Regions from separate parts of the Homo sapiens genome. Here region 2 is linked to region 1. The links are chromatin loops, found by intact Hi-C in ENCODE. Cell type or tissue: PC-3. All regions are shown on one strand.

Evidence for each region. A loop is a pair of places that touch in the nucleus more often than their neighbours do. Peaks named below come from ENCODE experiments on the same cell type or tissue, not always from the same donor. Only the 100,000 strongest peaks of a DNase experiment are listed, where the experiment ranks them.
Region 2: a loop joins it to region 1, with 2.6 times the contacts of the local background. A loop is called at or near these places in 2 of 110 quality-filtered maps.

Annotation. Positions count from the first base shown.
Region 1 is chr2:214,829,799-214,832,298 of GRCh38, reverse strand. All of the region lies in intron 1 of SNHG31 (small nucleolar RNA host gene 31), which reads right to left. Among named protein-coding and RNA genes, the nearest start is that of SNORA70I, 16 kb to the left of the region's middle. In PC-3, CTCF peaks have their summits at 1,127 and 1,327 (motif pointing right); no DNase peak of the experiment used is centred here.
Region 2 is chr2:214,675,201-214,677,700 of GRCh38, reverse strand. No RefSeq gene overlaps it. Among named protein-coding and RNA genes, the nearest start is that of BARD1, 130 kb to the left of the region's middle. In PC-3, no CTCF peak of the experiment used is centred here; a DNase peak (open chromatin) is centred at 1,090; H3K4me3 peaks cover 412 bases; H3K27ac peaks cover 1,390 bases.

The DNA of each region.
Region 1 (2,500 bases):
CTAAAATTCCTTGAGCAATAAATAAATAAGAAATGATAGTAAACTGTAACAGGAGTAATACTAACGGACACATATTTGTTCCAAATGAAGAGTAACTGTGAAGTAAAGACAGTTCTCTAGTATCCTCCTAGCTCTCTCTTCTCTCATTTTCTCCTTGTAAGTTATTCTTCACCCTCTTCTGATTGTGCTCATGCTACCTTGGTTGCTCAGAGTTCCCCAAGGCTGTCTTCTACCCAAGTCCATTGTCTCATGGTAACAATCTGTCTTGTATCTGCCTTGGGCTAACTACCTTAGACCTCTGCTGACATCTTCCTCTTAAGGCAGAAGATGTCTGAAGATGTCTTTCAGAAGAACTGTCTGACTGTGTCTCATTTCGACAATCACAGTCTGCTTTACAATGTTATTAAATGTTTTGCAACATGATTGTGCCATAGGGCTACATAAAGTTTGGTGTCTTGTCCCTCTTTTATAGGCTCCATGGCTTAGCAAAGTGGTGAGTATAGATAACAGCTTAATAGACACAGATTAAGTTTGAGTGTACTACTTGTTATTCAAAGCCTGCTGTTTTTTTCCATTTTTTCAAACAGGCAAATCTCTCAACAAAAATGTCACTTTTTCAATAAGCTTTCACCAGGTGATGCAATGAAACCTGGATCCACAAGTGAACATCGGGATTTGGGCAGATGAAGAATATTTCTGTCTGGAAGCCATAAGAATTAGTGCTATAACTAATCTGACTGAATTCTAGGGATGATGAAGTGAACACAGATCACCGGGAAGTGGAAGATTAACAAGAGAATATGTTCCTTGCTATACAGTTATAATCTGGGAGCTTATGGTTTCTGATAATTTCTCAATCCATTTTATACTTTTATTAAATCTGTTATTAGGTTACAAGTTATTAGACTTAGATGTAGCCTGTTGTTCATTGCAAAACATGGCCTTCAAGTAAATGCTAATATGGCTTCTAAAGGTTAATGTCACCAGAGTCAGATTTTTCTAAGCAGCAGTTTAAAAGGTTTGACATTTTCTGAGTTGCCCCTGAGAAAGTGCCTCTCTAAAAGCACACCTCCTGCCAGAATGTAGCACTTTCAGAAGCTAGACTCATTTCAACAAACGCTGAGTGCCTACTATATACTAGGCATGCTGGTATCGGGGGAAAAGGAGGGCTTGCCTTCGAGACAATAGAGATAGTGATTAGATCTAAAAGAACCAAACACTAACCCCATCCTCTCCCCACTGTTTACTGGCAAAATAGCACAGCAAGGACAGGTAACATGAGAGTATAAAGGAAGAGCTCATTAGGGGAACTTGGGAGCACAGAAAGACTTCCTGGAGGGGGCGATAAAGCAGCTGAGTTTTCAGACATGAGTCAGGATTATGGAGTTTATATTTCTGACATCTAACAACACCATGTATTAATAGTCCATCATCTCGTATTTCTTGAATTTATATAGTGTAATCTTGGAACAAAAAACAGTAAATATAATCATCCCTTAATGGATCCCTGTGGACACCAAAATCGTCAGATACTTATGTCTCTTACATAAAATGACATAGTATTTGCTTATAATCTACACACATTCTCCCACATACTTTGAATCACCTCTAGAGTACCCATATTACCTAATACAATGTAAATACTAGGTAAATAGTTGTTATACTGTATTTTTTTTTAGTTTGTATTATTAGTATTATTGCATTGTTTTTGAGTATTTTCAATCCATGGTTGTGTGAATCAACCCATGGTTCAGACATGGAACCCACAGGCACACAGGATCTACGGTATAGACCTAGCATGAAATTGTGTGATGGCGCTCAGCTATAAGGTAGCCATTCCAGTGATCCATAACATGTTTGTATCAGTTGATTTTTCAGACTATCACATTATTAGCAGGCACCCAGGACTGGTCTAACAGTTACAGAATGAGAATCAGAAGGTCTAGTTCTACATAAAGAACTTCCTACAGAAGTGCCTTTTAAAAAGAGGCTCTGGGCCTGGTAGGCAGTTTCTCAGCGGTGGGCAGTCTAATTGCAAGTTTAATTGCATAATTTCTTCAGTGAAAGGAGAATGGATTCTTTGACTCTATGAGCCTATAGAATAATAAGGGTACAAATAATTACAATTGAGGAAATATGATAAATCCAAGGGAGAATACCCAAATTCATTAAATCTTATTCATTATCAGTTACAGCTGTATACAGCAAGGCTAAGAGGATTGCAAAGTGCTTAGGGTAAAGAGGAAGGTAGGTTGACTTTAGTAAAACTATCAATGAGTTTTTATATCTCTATTGATTTTCTTGCAGGAGTTAAGGTTCTTCCCTTTGGGAGGAAAGGAGGGGAAAAGGGCTGGGGGTAGGAATAAATGCAGAATCAAGTAAAAGTGAGAGAATCACGTTAAGAAAGACCAAATTGCAATTTGTCCGATTTATGCAAACAAATTAAGTTGGAGCAAAGCAGATGTGAAGATTGAATAGAAATTTCTGAGTATGGTGACTT
Region 2 (2,500 bases), 150 kb after region 1:
TATTTTACATTATAAAAAACCTTATAATATATAAGATTATATTTTACAAGACACTTGAAGTATTGATATTTAGGCAAGTGACTATCTCATGCTAGTCAAATTCCCTAAGTATATAATTCACTGGCTCCTACTGGGACAGCATTTTAGTAAGGTAGTCATCCAGATAGATGGCATTTTGACCTTGAAATGGACAGACTATATAGTATTAAGTTTAACTTTGAAGTTGGAAAATTGTTTAGTGGTATCATAGTTTGCTAACAGTTTCCCCCTAAATACCTATACCTTCTTAAAGTTATAGGAGACTTTCAGACAATATCAGCACCTTCAGAAAATACATATTACTCAGGAAATGATACATTTGCTAATAAAAATAATTTATATATGCATTTATCAATAAATAGGTTCAGAGAATCATCCTATACTTTCTGTTGAGAATCCTGTATAAGGATTGTAGTCAAGGTACTCAAATTGTCTTTCTAATAGACCATTTCTTATCAGCTTTACTTGGTCTATAATTTTCAGTGTGACTAGCTTTTTTTCTGATCTTTAGGTCATACTTCAATTAAGTAGTATTTTATTAGTAAAAGCTTTTTCTAATTAAATTACAGTCACGTGCTGCATAGCGGATTTCAGTCAACAACTGACTGCATATACGATGGAGTCACCTAGTAAGCTAATGTTAATTTATTATTGAAGAAATAAAAATATTTTAAAATAAATTCAGTGTAGCCTAGGTGTGTAGTGTTTATAAAGACTAGAATAGTATATGGTAAAGTTCTAGACTTTCACATTCACTCACTACTCACTCACTGACTCACCCAGAGCAACTTCTAGTTCTGCAAGCTCCATTTATAGTAAGTGCCCTATACAGGTGTACCCTTTCTTATCATTTATATAGTATTTTACTGTACCTTCCCTATGTTTAGGTATCTTTAGATATGCATACTTTCCAGTGTGTTACAACTGCCTGCAGTATTCAGTACAGTAACATGCTGTACAGGTTTGTAGCCTAGGAGCAGTAGGTTATACCGTATAGCCTAGGCGTGTAGTAGGCTATACCATTTAGGTTTGTGTAAGTACACTCTGATGTTTGCACAATGACAAAATTACCTGAAGATGCATTTTTCAGAATGTATGTCATTGTTAAGTGGCATGACTGTATTCTACTTAAACTGCATAAAAATCTCAACTTTCTCTTTTAGGATGAATATAGATTTTACTGCTTCTTGTCTTTGTTCTTTTGCTTTGTGCATCCACCTGTGTACCCAATTGTTTTAACCCACTGTATCTTATCATTTATTATTTATTATTATTATTTTTTGATACAAGTTCTCCCTCTGTTATCTAGGCTGGAGTGCAGTGGCATGATCTTGGCTCACTCCAGCCTCAACCTCCTGAACTCAAGCAATCCTCCCACCTCAGCCTCCCCAGTAGCAAGTAGCTGGGACTACAGGCACGTGCCACCACTCCTGACTAATTTTGTTTATTTTTTGTAGAGACAAGTTCTCACTATATTGTCCAGGCTGGCTTCAAACTCCTGGGCTCAAGCAATCCTCCCACCTTGGACTCCCAAAGTGTTGGGATTATGGGCGTGATCCACTGTGCCCAGCCCCCACTGTATTTTAATTTATCACTGCCTGTACCCTCTTTAGCAGCTATAATCTTAATTATTTCCAAGTTTGAATTGACAGAATTTAGCTTGCTACTAAATGACTGGAAATTAACTTTCTCATATCTCAAATGTCCCCAGGTTTTGCTAATAGGTAGCAAGGTTTCAGTGTGACACTATTTGAGGTTCTGTAGGCAGTTAATGAAGTTTTTCTTTTAAAGAAATCTTTTCCTTTTCACTAAATGGCCTCCAGATTGCTGGTCTGGCTGGACTGGTGTGTTCTTAGCAATACCCTCAGGGCCTGATATAGGTGGAGCTTGCCCCTTTCCTGTGCTACTGTGGTTGGTATCCTCCTGCTGTTGCTGGACCTGCTCCCATTATTACTGCCTCAAGCCTCTGCAGTCAGTTCTCTTAGTTGCTCCCTTGACACTTCGCTGTACTCATCTTTCCCACTCTTCTTGCTACTCTTCCAACTAATCTGCCTTTGGTGATGAAAGTCCTGACTTTTTCTATTTTTTTTTTTTTTTAAAGATTTTACTTTCTTTATCCAGGTAGGAAGTTAGACATTTTACCAAGGTCTAACAATGACTGATTCTTCAAAGTGGGCACAACCTTTTAAACTCAGGCTATGTACGCAATAACCTTGTGGAATTGGTTCAGCCAGATCTTCACTTGCATGAAGGCACAGGGTCTGTCCTTTTCTTTCCAGAGGCCCCCTCTCACATTCCACTGCCAGTTCCTGTTAGGCCTGACTTTTATAACAATGGTATTCCCTTCCTTATGGTTATGAAACCAATCAACTGCACACCAGGTGTGTAGCATTCCCATACTAACTTTCAGCAGCTGACATTACCACTGATGCAGGTGCATGCCATCTTTGGGCTATGCCAC